Linked DNA regions of Homo sapiens: region 1 is linked to region 2. The links are chromatin contacts, found by Hi-C or POLR2A ChIA-PET in ENCODE. All regions are on one chromosome and are shown on one strand. The core of a region is the stretch at or near the end of the contact, and the rest is flanking DNA. Distances in the headings are between cores, read along the strand shown. Region 1 holds the start of TRAPPC5 (trafficking protein particle complex subunit 5). Region 2 has its middle 11 kb from the start of ARHGEF18.

Region 1 (6,778 bases), core at 1-2,500, 340 kb after region 2:
TAAACATACTAGAGTATACTGCGGCGTGTTTTCTGTCTACCCATGTCATGGTGGGGGAGATTTATCTCCGTACATGTGGGTGTCGCCATGTGTGCCCTGTCACTATCTGTGGCTGGGTGAACGGCTGTGTCATTATGAGTGTGCCGAGTTATGCCACCCTGTGTGCTCAGGGCACATGCACACAGACATTTATCTCTGCACTCACATTTTGTGACTTATGAAGATAAATAAAGTCAAGGGAAAACAGCGTCGCTATGGGACCTGTTACTGGGGCAAGGGGAGGGGTTTTGGGACCTGGGGAGAGGGAGAGTCTGCACGTGACAATGACCCCGGGGCACCAGGGTGGGCGAGACTGAGTGCCCTGCGTGAGTACCTGTGCATCTGTGAATGAGTAACTCATTCCCTGTGTCTTCCCTGTGTCCCAGAGTGGGTGCCCCTGAGCATACAACATCTCCCTGAGTGTACCTGGGACCACGGATATATACAAGCCCTAAGCGTGTACCCACGTGTGTAATTGTGCCCGTGAGTGTATCTATGCCATTGAGCATGTATCCATGAGTGTACATGACCCTAAGGTACTATGTCCACCGCTCATGCATGCACTTGATTTGTTGTTGTTGTTGTTTGTTTTTGTTTTTTTGAGACAGGGTCTCGCTCTATCACCCAGGCTGGAGGGCAGTGGTACGATCATGACTCATTGCAGCCTCGACCTCCTGGGCTCAGGCGATCCTCTTGCCTCCGCCTCCCGAGTAGATGGGATTACAGGTTCACACCACCACACCTGGCTAATTTTTTTTAAAGAAGTGGGAGTCTAGCTATGTTGTCCAGGCTGGTCTCAAACTCCTGGCCTCAAGTGATTCTCCCACCTCCGCCTCCGAAAATGCTGGGGTTACAGGCGGGAGCCACCGCGGGCCACATGGATGCACTTGAGACAATTGAACCCATCCCCAAGGACATAGGAGTGCCTGGAAAAGCCAACAGGTGTGTCCATGTGCAAGGGTATACATTGGCCCATTGTCATACGTGCGCCCTGAGCAGGTGACTAGGCCTGCAAGCGTCCCCTCCAGCGTGGGCCACCCAGAGCCAGCGAGACCCTGGCCACGCGCGGAGCAGCCATCACGGCCGTGGGCCACGTCCCTGGGTCCGGCTCCGCGGACTCGCGCGCCCCCCTGCGGCCGCTCTCAGGCACCGCTGCGCGCGCCCCGCCCACACGCCTGGCCCGTCGAGCGCCTGCGCACGCAGCGCCTTTTACGGCGCCGTAAAGCAGCTCGGCCGAGCAGACTGCTGCGGTTCCTGGTGAGACCCTACCCACCCCCCTGCCCGCGCCGGGCCTCGTCCGCTCCCCGGCCCCTTCCCCGCGGGCGTGTGGGTCCCGGGCTGGGGTCTCGGCGTCCGCGATCCCGAGCCCGCTCGCTTCGGCCCCCCTCAGGAGGCTGCGAGGAGGGTGGGTTTCTCCCCAGTGTAGAGGTACGGGGCGAGGGTCGCGGGGCCCTGACCCTACGGCAGTTCAGCTCACTTCAGCCCCCATCGCAGCCCGGTGGTGGGGTCTTAACGATCCCTCTCCCATCTCGCGCGCCCAGGGCCCTCGCCACGGACGGATCTGCATGCTGGGGCGGGGGCGGCCCGGAGCCCCTGGGACACCCCTCCCCGCTGGTTCTCCCACCTCCCACGCAGACCTCGTTGGGGTCGGCTTAGCATCCACACACCTCCCCATGCATGGTGGGGGCGGGTTCTCAGCTGCCCCTCCGATCCCGTCTCGGCGCCCGCTCCCCACCCCATTTCTCTTCAGGAGCCCCCTACCCCATCTCCCTCTCCCCGCACCGACAGCTGATGGGAGGACCACAGTTGCTCAGCATCCAGCTTCCTTTCTGGAGAGCACGGGGGTGGGAGGCTCCCAACACCTCTGGGCCCCTCCTCCCAGCCTTCAGAACCCAGGCCCATCCGCGTCTCAAAGGACGAAGGGTTCCTGCGTGACACATCGGAGCTGCCTGCCTGAGGGCTTGGGGTTGGGGGTTACCCGCCCCTCCTGCCTGGCCCCACGGATCCCCCCTGTTAAAGCCCCCAACCCTCCTGGCTTTTGGTCTTGACACGCTCCTACCCCACTCCCACCCTCCACCCCCTTTACTCTGGCTTTCCGCAGGGGGCCGGCAGGAAAGTTCCCGAGGGTCGTCTGTGCTGGAGCGCAGGGCGGGGCAGGAGCGACTGCCCATATCCCCTCGTGGTGCCTCATCTTTGTCACCTCCCTGCCCTAGATCTGACGCCCCTCCCCCCATACACTAGTTTTCTAGTTACTCCTGTAGGTGGCGGAGCGGGCAGGAAGGCGCTTTCGCAATTGAACCGTCTGCATGCCCGAGGGTTGGGTGGTTTCGGCCTCCTCTTCTGTTCCCCCTCGTGTCTCTCCTCCCACCTTGTCCCCACTCCCGCTAGCCCGCTGCCTGCCGAGGGTATAAGACTCCCCCCTCCCTTGATTTATCTGGTTACGTGTAATCGAGGCGTGTTTTACGCGCATCTCTTTGCAAGTGGGAAGTCGGCACTGGAGCACACAACAGTGGCATGGGTCGAGGGTGTCCCAGGGCCCCTCGCGGTTCTCCCTCCTTTCCTCCCGGCCTGCTCCCCTTCCCATTGCCCCTGACACCTGCACTTCCTGGTCTCCCCGCAGGGTGGCGGCGGCATGGAGGCGCGCTTCACGCGCGGGAAGTCGGCGCTGCTGGAGCGCGCGCTGGCGCGGCCGCGCACCGAGGTGAGCCTGAGCGCCTTCGCACTGCTGTTCTCCGAGCTGGTACAGCACTGCCAGAGCCGCGTCTTCTCCGTGGCCGAGCTGCAGTCGCGCCTGGCCGCGCTGGGCCGCCAGGTGGGCGCGCGCGTGCTGGATGCGCTGGTGGCGCGCGAAAAGGGTGCCCGGCGTGAGACCAAGGTGCTAGGCGCGTTGCTCTTCGTCAAGGGCGCCGTGTGGAAGGCGCTCTTCGGCAAGGAGGCGGACAAGCTGGAGCAGGCCAACGATGACGCGCGCACCTTCTACATCATCGAGCGCGAGCCGCTCATCAACACCTACATCTCCGTGCCCAAGGAGAACAGCACGCTCAACTGCGCCAGCTTCACGGCGGGCATCGTGGAGGCGGTGCTCACACACAGCGGCTTCCCTGCCAAGGTCACGGCGCACTGGCACAAGGGCACCACGCTCATGATCAAGTTCGAGGAGGCAGTCATCGCTCGAGACCGGGCCCTGGAGGGCCGCTGACCCTGCCGGAGATAAAGGATACAGAGAGCCCCTCCCCACGTGTGTCTTGTGTCTTGTGTGGCGGCCTTAGATCCACTCAGTACCTTGAGCCACAGCCCTGCCCCAGGCTGGGGAGGGAGGCCAGGTCCGAATGTGTTTACAGTAGAGTGGGGGCGGGTCTGGCCATAGGGTTGGGGGGTTGAGTGAGACCAGGAGTGGTGGGGAGAAATAAACCCGGCAAAAGGAGTTGGTGGGAAATGCTGGCAGGTTCTGGAATCACGGTTGGAGGCTGTCTGCAGGCTGGAGGGGGCATGGGGTCCTGGGAGACGCATCAGGCTGAGACAGACGCCTTTAGACTGGGGGTGGGCAAACTGCGCAAAGTGCCAGATGGGCAATATTTTATGCCATGTGGTCTTTATTATTATTTTTTTTATTTGTTGAGATAGAGTCTTGCTCTGTCGCCCAGGCTGGAGTGCAGTGGCACCATCTCACCTCACTGCAAACCTCCACCTTGGGTTCACGTGATTCTCCTGCCTCAGCTTCCCAAGTAGCTGGGATTACAGGTGCCTCCCACCACACCCGGCTAATTTTTGTATTTTTAGTAGAGATGGGGTTTCACCATGTTGGTCAGGCTGGTCTCGAACTCCTCATCTCAGGTGATCCGCCCACTTCAGCCTCCCAAAGTGCTGGGATTACAGGCGTGAGCCACTGCTGTGCCGCCATGTGCTCTTGCCCCATTACTCCGCTGATGTACTGAATGCAACCACAGACAACATGTAAAGGAGTGGGTGTCACCGTGTGCCTAGAAAACAGGCAGAGGGAGATTGTTTGCCTTCTTCCCTCATTTATTATATTTTTCAGAGACAGGGTTTTGTTCTGTCGCCCAGGCTGGAGTGCAGTGGCAGCATCTCGGCTTCGGCTCACTGCAAGCTCCGCCTCCCGGGTTCATGTCATTCTCCTGCCCCAGCCTCCCGAGTAGCTGGAACTACAGGTGCCCACCACCACACCTGGCTAATTTTTCGTATTTTTAGTAGAGACGGGGTTTCACCATGTTAGCCAGGATGGTCTCGATCTCCTCACCTCGTGATCTGCCCACCTCGGCTTCCCAAAGTGCTGGGATTACAGGCGTGAGCCATGGCGCCCAGCCATGCCCAGCTAATTTTTAAAAAATTTTTGTAGAGATGGGGGCTCTTATTAGGTTGCCCAGGCTGGTCTCAAACTCTTGGCCTCAAGCAATCCTTCCACCTTGGCCTCCGTAAGTGCTGGGGTTACAGGCGTGAGCCAAATCAAAGTGTGTTCTGTAGATCAGCAGTAGCAGCATCAACTGGGAGTTGGTCCATAATGCAGTCTCAGGCCCACCCCAGAGCTGCTGAATCTGAGGGTGCATTTTAGCGAGGCCCCCAGGGGATTCCTGGGGACCTTAGATTGAGATGCAGGCTTTAGGGTATCAGAATCACCAGGAGGGGCCACGTGCGGTGGCTCACGCCTGTAATCCCAGCACTTTGGGAGGCTGAGGCAGGTGGATCACCTGAAGTCAGGAGTTCGAGACCAGCCTGGCTAACATGGCAAAACCCCGTCTCTACTAAAAATAGAAAACATTAGCCGGGTGTGGTGGCACATGCCTGTAATCCCAGCTACTTGGGAGGCTGAGGCAGGAGAATCGCTCCAACCCGGGAGGTGGAGGTTGCAGTGAGCCGAGATTGCACCATTGCACTCCAGCCTGGGCAACAAGAGCGAAACTCCATCTAAAAAACAAAAAGGTCAGGCGCGGTGGCTCACGCCTATAATCCCAGCACTTTGGGAGGCCGAGGCAGGCGGATCACGAGGTCAGGAGTTCGAGCCAGCCTGGCCAATATGGTGAAACCCTGTCTCTACTAAAAATACAAAAATTAGCTGGGCATGGAGGTGCATTCCTGTAGTCCCAGCTACCTAATTTTTTGTATTTTTAGTAGAGATGAGGTTTCACTGTGTTGGCCAGTCTGGTCAATACTTTAAAGTTAATTTTAAAGTCCAGGATGATACAAACACATTTCCCTTGTTAAAAAAATTTTAAAATAAGTGGGGTGCAGTGGTGCACACCTGGAGTCCCAGCTATTCAGGAGGCCGAGGCAGAAGGATCGCTTGAGGCCAGGGGTTGGTGTCCAGCCTGGGCAACATAGTGAGACCTTGTCTAAAAGAATTTGAAATAAGGCCAGGCGTGGCGACTTATGTCTGTAATCCCAGCACTTTGAGAGGCCGAGGTGGGCAGATCACTTGAGGCCGGAAGTTTGAGACCAACCTGGTCAACATGGCAAAACCCATCTTTACTAAAAATACAAAAATTAGCTGGGCGTGGTGGCAGGCACCTGTAATCCCAGCTACTTGGGAGGCTAAGGCAGGAGGATCACTTAAACCTGGGAGGCGGAGGTTGAAGTGAGCCAAGATCACACCACTGGCACTCCAGCCTGAGCAACAGAGTGAGACCCTGTCTTAAAAAAGAAAAAAAAAGTAATGTATTACACCTCAGGCAATTTTCCTTTCCCTTTTTGTTCACCACACTTGGTTCCTGATAACTCCTCCTCTCCCCCAAGGAAAGTTCTTCCAGATTTTTTGGGGGAACCATGATCCAATCTTCCCTGCTTCCTTTCCACCGCCCCCCAGAATGTGAACAGACAGGTCTGTTCAGAAAAGGAACTGCAGGGACTGTCAGCTGGGCTCCCCTCACTGGTTATGAGAAGGGCCAAAGGGGTCGGTGTCACCTCTAGATTTGTTTAGGATGCTCTGTTGGACTGCCTGGTGGACCAGGGCTGAGGGCTTGGTCAGGGCAGTCTCAGCCATCCTAGCAAGAGGCATTGAGCAGGGTGGGCTTCAGCACACTGGGGAGAAGGTGGCGTCTCTAGGATGAATGAAACCATTGAGCAACCACCACACATAGCCCCAGGGCTGATCCTGGAATAGCTGTTGGCTGTTGGAGGTGGAGGGAGGCGCCGGGAGAGGGCTTGGGCAGGATGATAGCCTGAATCTGGAATGAGGGGGAGGCGTCTAGGGGGCCAGCAGATGCACAGGTCTTGGGGTTTGGGGTCTGGAGTTCTGGAGGGAGGTCTGGGCGTCTGCACAGACACAGAAACCACAGTCCTGGATGGGGGACGGAGGGAGGGGAACATGGTGTCTGAGAAGCTGGATTTCAGAGCAAAATGCAGGACGCTTTGGGCTAAGCAGCCCCAGGCAGGTCCTCTGAGACCCTGGCGAGAGGGGCTTCCAGGGCCGGCCAGGGCAGGGGCCATTCTTCTGTCCAGAGGCGGGGCTGTGAGGGATGTCAGAGAAATCGGGAGGGAGGAAGAGGGGCTGCGGGAATTTGTAAGCTGGGAGTGCAGGGCCCAGGGTCTGTTCCCACGCCCCATCCCCACCGGCCACCGAGGGTGAGTTAGGGGGCTTGAGGAGAAGGGAAAACGTTTGAACAAGCTGTAGGGTTATGAGGCTGGGCCCGGGGTTGGGGCAAGGGAGGATGAAGAGAAAGAAGAGCCTGTGGTTCGGCAGCTTCTGATCACAGCAGCTCTAACTTACGGTGCTCTGGGCTGCAAG
Region 2 (6,941 bases), core at 1,781-4,280:
GGAGCGAAGGCATTTAAACTGAACTCCCCACTGTGGGAAGCATCACAAGACCCAAGTCCCGGGCTGTGAGGTTGGGGAAGGGCTATTCTGGTTGACCTGAAAATATGACTGCAATTTTGTCTGATTTTGTTAGGAAGTGGAATCTACCTCTCAGCCCTTGAATCTGGGTTGGTTTTGTGATTTTATGAATTGGTTTGACTGGTAGAACCTGTGTTGTATGAATGACAGCCTGGGAGATAGGAAAGGAGTGTTGGGGAGGGAGAGAGGCAGAGAGAGGGAGATAGATAGATAGAATTATAGATAGATGGATGCATAGATGATGATGATGATAGATAGATAGATAGATAGATAGATAGATAGATAGATAGATAGATAGATAGATAGATAGACAGACAGACAGACAGAGCCAGGCACAGTGGCTCAGGCCTGTAATCCTTTGGGAGGCAAAGGTGGGAGAATCCCTTGAGTCCAGGAGTTTGAGACCAGTCTGGGCAACATAGTGAGAACCTGTCCCTACAAAAAAATAAAAAATTAGCTGTGTGTGGTGGTATGCATCTGTGGTCTCAGCTACTTGAGAGGCTGAGGTGGGAGGATAACTTAAGCTTGAAAGGTTGAGGCTACACTAGGCTATGATGGCACCACTGCACTCAGCCTGGGCAAGACAGCGCAAGACCCTGTCTCAAAAAAAAAAATAGATACATACTACGTAGATAGATATATAGATAGTTAGAGTCGTAGGTAGATGGATGGATGGATGGATGGATGGATGGATGATGTATTCGTCCATTCTCATATTGCTATAAAGAAATACCTGAGACTGGGTAATTTATAAAGAAAAGAGGTTTAACTGGCTCACGGTTCTGCAGGCTGTACAGGAAGCAGGGTGCTGGCTTCTGGGGCGACCTCAGGGAACTTACAATCATGGCAGAAGGTGAAGAAGGAGCAGGCACGTCTTACATGGCAGGAACAGGAGCAAGAGAGAGTGAGGGGAGGGGAGAGGTGTCACACACTTTTAAATGACAGAGTCTCACGAGAACTTATTGTCACACTGTCACAAGAATAGCACAAAGGGGATGGTGTTAAAGCCAGAGATCCTCAACCTTTTTGGCACCAGGGACCAGTTTCATGGAAGACAGTTGGAAGGTGGCGGTTCCAGGATGATTCAAGAACATTACATTTACTGTGCACTATGATGCACTGTTGTTATATTATTACCACATTGTAATACATAATGAAATTATTATACAACTAGGCCGGACCCAAGGCGGCTCATGCCTGTAATCCCAGCACTGTGGGAGGCTGAGGCGGGCAGATCTCTTGAGGCCAGGAGTGTGAGACTAGCCTGGCCAACATGGTGAAACCCTGTTTCTACTAAAAAAAAAAAAAAAAAAAAAAAAAAAAAATTAGCCGGGCACAGTGGTGCAAGCCTACAGTCCTAGCTACCCAGGAGTTTGAGGCGGGAGAATCACTTGAACCCTGGAGGCGGAGGTGGCCGTGAGCTGAGATGGTGCCACTGCGCTCCAGCCTGGGTGACAGAGTGAGACGCTGTCTCAAAAATAAACGTATAAATAAAATAAAGACGACTCAGAAAACAAAATGGGGGAGGTATGGAGGGGAGCAGAGAGATAGAGAGAGGTGAAGTCCCTTGAGGGAGTACTGTTTGAGCAGACTAAAGGATAAAGAGCCAGATGTGCCTCCAGGGTGACATCCACACACCTGTCCAGATGACAAACACAGGTTCTCAGCCCCCACCGTCCACCTAGGATTCCTGAGCCCTCTCCTGCTGACACCTGGCAGGGTGCTGAGCCCATGAGCTCATGGGAAGAGAGGAGCCCATAGCCATGACCCCTTGCCCACCCGCTGGACACCCTGCCCTTCCTCTGGGGTTCCCAGATGCCCTGGCACAGTGCTACCTGGAGGAAAAGGAAGAGCGTCAGCCGGGGGCAGCCTCTGCCTTGCGGGCCAGCTGCTGGGATGGGAGACCTCCTTCCCAGCCCTCCCCCTTCCAGGGCAACCAGAGGAGCAGCTGGAAAGTTCCAGGCTCAGGAAATGCAAATAGATGAATGGAGGGAAGTGGACAGGGACACTACACCCATAGACTTGAGGCTGTCAGTCAAAAGTGCTGACCCTGGAGCCTGTCCCAGACCCTGTCCGCTGGGGAGTCAGGCTGAGAGCTGGGTGGCATTCTCGCTCCCCATCCACCCATATCTACACAAAGTCCAGCTCATTTTGCCTCTCGAATTCCCCCCCGAGTCACCCACTTTTCTCCCTCCTATGGCTGGGCCACTGTCCTGTCTTCCTGAATGACAGCATTGCCACCTTGCCAGCTTCCAGGATTATACCCTCTAACCATTCCTTCCATGCCCAGTTAAAGGGAGCTTTCTGAAACAAAGAGCAGACTTTGCCTCCCCTCCGCATAAAACTTCCCATGTCTCCCCATTGCCTTAGGGATAAAAGCTAAAGCTATGCCATTGGACCCAGACACAATGGCCTCTGTCTCTAGCTTCCCCCATTATAGCCACTTTCCCCTTTGGTTCTCCTTGCTGTGGATGAGTGCAATCACCTGTGGCCCTGTGCTTGTCCCAGGTCCTTCACATCCTTCAGGTATGTGCTGGGCACTGCTTCCTGAGGAAGCCTCCCTGGACTTCCAAGTCTGGGGCTCAGGGGCTGCTCACCTGGGCTCCAACTATCACACCTGCCATATTGCTTTGTGCTTACTGAATAATGCAGTGTGGGAAGGGAACTGCTGTGGCATGGCCCTGTGTGCCCTGATGAGTCTTCTGCAGGTGCAAGTGGTGAGCAGAGGTTGTCCACTGCACCATCTGTGTGAGTTCAGGTCACTGGCAGAGACAGGCAGGGTTAGCAATACGGGTGCCCGGCCCCTCGGCCAACGTGCCTAACACAGGTTCCCAGAGGCTGTGTCTCTCAACATGCCGTTAACAAAGCAGATGTTCTAAGGGGTTCTGCATGCTGCAGCCTCTGGGGGACAGTGTGTCACAGAGCCTTGCCTCACTGAGCCTCAGCTTCCTCATCTACAGAACGGGGCCAATAAAGCCAACAGGGCCTTCCTCCTTGGATGGTTGTGAAGATTGCATGAGATTAAATAAACTACATAGAAAGTGCTCAGAGAGGGGTGACCCCTCTTTTATGATTCATAACCAGTGCCAGAAGCCACGCCAGGACACATCTTGCCATTGGAAGTATGTAAAGTAATGGCACTGTGCTTCTGTGGACATCTCATTACGAGAATGTTCAGTTCTTGGGTTATATTAAGATGCGGTTTTCCTGTTGAAGCCTCTAAAGTCCCTTGTGGTTTCTCTGGGGTCCAACAGCCTGGATGCGAAAAAGAAAGAGCCCAGCCTGCTGCCCCACCCCGTGTTACTATGAGAATTGGGGAACCAGCCCCTGGGGACACAGATGCTATCACAAAGAGTCCCTGAATTGGCTTGCCACATTTAACGGATAAATATATAAGATACTCAGGTTCCTATATTTGATCTGGCAACCCTATTTCCAGAAGTGTGCTAGGTACTCTCACTTGTCTGAATAAGTAACATCTACTGCATATATATAGATCTATTTTTCTTTTTCTTTTCTTTTCTTTTTTTGAGACAGGATCTCACTCTATTGTCCAGGCTGGAGTGCAGTGGGGCAATCATAGCTCACTGCAGTGTCCACCTCCCAGGCTTAAAGGATCCTCCCATCTCAGTCTCCTGAGTAGCTAGGTCAACAGGTGGGCACCACCATGCCTGGCTAATTTCTAAATTTTTTGTAGAGACAGGATCTTGCTATGCTGCCCAGGCTGATCTTGAACTCCCGGGCTGAATTGATTCTCCTGCCTCAGCCTCCCAAAGTGCTGGGATTACAAGCATGAGCCACTGTGCCCAGCCTAATTATCTAATCTAAGCTTTTTGCCTACACACACACACACACACACACACACACACACACACACACACACGGAGAGAGAGAGACAGAGACAGAGAGGGAGAGAACTGAAAGAGGACCAAAAGAAGAATAAAGAAGAACAGTCCAGCTGGGTGCAGTGGCTCATGCCTGTAATCCCAGCACTTTGAGAGGCCGAGGCTGGAGGATCACTTGAGGTCAGGAGTTTGAGACCAGCCTGGCCAACACGGCGAAACCCCGTCTCTACTAAAAACACAAAAATTAGCTGGGCATGGTGGCATGCGCCTGTAATTCCAGCTACTCAGGAAGCTGAGGCAGGAGAATCACTTGAACCAGGGAGGCAGAGGTTGCAGTGAGCCGAGATCGTGCTATTGCACTTCAGCCTGGGTGACAGACGAAGACTCTATCACAAAAAAAGAAAAGACAAAAGAAACAGTTAAAATGTTTCTTACAACGCTAAATATACATTTGTCATAGCACCCAGAAATTCTATTCCTATGTATTTTACCAAGATAAATGAAAGCATATTCACATTGAAGTCTTGACATAAATGTTTGTAGTGATATTATTCATAATTGCCAAGAAAATATACAATTTGGCCGGGTGCAGTGGCTCACGCCTGTAATCCCAGCACTTTGGGAGGCCAAGGTGGGAGGACCACGAGGTCAAGAGATTGAGACCATCCTGGCCAACATGGTGAAAACCTGTCTTTAAAAATACAAAAATTAACTGGGCGTGGTGGCACGCACTTGTAGTCCCAGCTACTCGGGAGGCTGAGGCAGGAGAATCGCTTGAATCTGGGAGGCAGAGGTTGCAGTGAGCCGAGATTGTGCCACTGCTGGGAGACAGAGACTCCCTCTCAAAGAAAAATAAAAAAGAAAGAAAGAAAAAGAAATGCCACTTGAGGTGGCCACCTGTTGTCCAGCTACTCAGGAGGCTAAGGTGGGAAGATCGCTTAAGCCCCTGAGAGGTTGAGGTTACCGTGGGCTGAAATTGTGCCATTGCACTCCAGCCTGGGTGACAGAGGGAGACCCTGTCCCCCGACCCCCCCAAAAAAAAGAAGAAAGAAAAGAAAAGAAAAAAGAAAATATTAGAAATCATGTAGACAAATTAAGACTGTAGAATTTCATAAATACATGTTCTAATTTCCAATATAATTTCAACTACAGTAAGATGATAATCAGATACATTCCTTTTGGTGGTTGCTATTGCCGCACTCTTAGATATGAAGTGAACAGCTCCCTGAAATTCGCACTCTCTGGGCTTCTGGGAACTATATTTTCATCATTCTTTGGCTCCCGTCTGTGCTTTTCTGAGACATGCCTGTTCACACCCTTTCTTTCTCTTTTTTTCTTTTCTTGCTTTTTCTTCTTCTTTTTTTTTTTTTGAGACAGAGTCTCCCTCTGTTGCCCAGGCTGGAGTGCAATGGCGCGATCTCAGCTCACTGACGCAACCTCTGCCTCCCAGGTTCAAGCGATTCTCCTGCCTCAGCCTCCCAAGTAGCTGGGTCTGTAGGTGCCCACCACCTGCCCAGCTAATTTTCACCATGTTGGCCAGTCTGGTCTCGAACTCCTGACCTCAACTGATCCACCTGCCTCAGCCTCCCAAAGTGCTGGGATTACAGGCATGAGCCACCAAGCCCGGCCCCAAATTCTTAATTTTCTATTTCTGTTGTGTTTTTTTCTTATCAATGTGTGAAATCTCTTTGCATATAAAGGTACCAACCCTTCTCAGGCAACCAATTCATCTTTCTTTATTGCTTTTGTATATACTTCCCTGATAATTTATAAAATTATTCTGTTAGTTATATTTATTTTTATTATAAGATTTTTAACAGATGTTTATATAGTTTTTTGTTTGTTTCGTTTTGTTTTGTTCTGTTTTGTTTTTGAGACAGGGTCTTGTTCTGTCACCCAGGCTGGAGTGTGGTGGTGAGATCTCAGCTCACTGAAACCTCTGCCACCAGGGTTCAAGTGATTCTCCTGCCTCAGCCTTCCGAGTAGCTGCAATTATAGGTGCCCACCACCACACCCAGTTAATTTTTGTATTTTTAGTAGAGACAAGGTTTCTGCATGTTGGCCAGGCTGGTCTCTAACTCCTGGCCTCAAGTGATCCACCTGCCTCAGCCTCCCCAAGTGCTGGGATTACAGGCATCAGCCACTGCACCCGGCCACGTTTATATAGATTTTTATGTATTAAGTATTTCTGTGGTTTCATTCATAGCTTCTGGGTTTTCTGTCTTAGTTAAAACACACACACAACAATTTCAAAAAAAGCATGTTTTCAACCCTCAATTGTAAAAATAGCCTTGTAAATTCCTTCTATGATCTGTATTGGTTTATTGTTCACATTTCATCTTTAACCCAACTGAAATTATGTTGTTTTCTGCAGCACAGGAATATTTCACTCTGCCACGTCTCTGTCAAAAGTGGGAGAAAAGGCCAGGTGTGGTGACTCACATTTGTAATCCCGGCACTTTGGGAGGCCGAGGAGGAAGGATCACTTGAGGCCAGGAGTTTGAGACCAGCCTGGCCAACACAGTGAGACTACTCCAAGAAAAAAATAAGCGTGGTAGAAGGAAGGGCAAACCCGTGTCTCACACCCCATGGCCCTCACTAACTCAGGCTGCTGCCTGGCCCCTGTAAGCCTTCCGGCTTTCCACAAGGGTCGGTTTTTTTTCCTGTTTTGCTTTCTGTGGTCTTTCTGGCCAGAGGAGAAGCCATGGGGAAGTGCTGCCCCCACGTGGCCATCTCCATGATAGCAGCTAAGGCTGGAAGAAAAAGGCTTTTTGTTGTTGTTGTTTGAGATGGAGTCACTAGGCTGGATTGCAGTGGTACGATCTTGGCTCACTGCTATCTCTGGCTCCCAGGTTCAAGCGATTCTCCTGCCTCAGTCTCCCGAGTAGCTGAGACTACAGGCGTGTGCTACCATGCCCGGCTAATTTTTGGATTTTTAATAGAGACGGGGTTTCACCATATTGGCCAGGCTGGCCTTGAACTCCTGACCTCACGATCCGCCTGCCTCGGCCTCCCAGA

What was found. A loop is a pair of places that touch in the nucleus more often than their neighbours do. ChIA-PET counts read pairs that join two places held with the same protein, here RNA polymerase II (POLR2A). Pooled maps may share reads with other maps.
Region 1: a loop to region 2 is called in a pooled map, with 7 times the contacts of the local background. The contact joins the promoter of TRAPPC5 here to the enhancer-like site in region 2. A Hi-C loop is called at or near these places in 1 of 168 maps with a recorded cell type or tissue (CD8-positive, alpha-beta T cell), 3 of 37 single-sample maps with no recorded cell type and 4 of 50 pooled maps. POLR2A ChIA-PET finds 5 or more read pairs at or near these places in 2 of 52 experiments (BJ and MCF 10A).

Annotation. Positions count from the first base shown.
Region 1 is chr19:7,679,583-7,686,360 of GRCh38, forward strand. TRAPPC5 (trafficking protein particle complex subunit 5) reads left to right here and starts at 1,251. Exons shown (of 2, transcript NM_001042462.2): 1 at 1,251-1,296; 2 at 2,660-6,778. The coding sequence starts at 2,672. The coding sequence ends at 3,238. It overlaps MCEMP1 (mast cell expressed membrane protein 1), which reads left to right. Exons shown (of 7, transcript NM_174918.3): 7 at 1-247. RefSeq lists silencers at 956-1,515, 2,481-2,775, 5,327-5,509.
Region 2 is chr19:7,334,626-7,341,566 of GRCh38, forward strand. No RefSeq gene overlaps it. Among named protein-coding and RNA genes, the nearest start is that of ARHGEF18, 11 kb to the right of the region's middle. RefSeq lists enhancers at 3,036-3,145, 6,547-6,656, 6,717-6,786. Within about 2 kb of position 3,031, at least 12 of the 41 ENCODE cell types and tissues checked have a DNase peak (open chromatin) inside an H3K27ac peak, as active enhancers do; they include CD8-positive, alpha-beta T cell, where a contact is called at or near this core.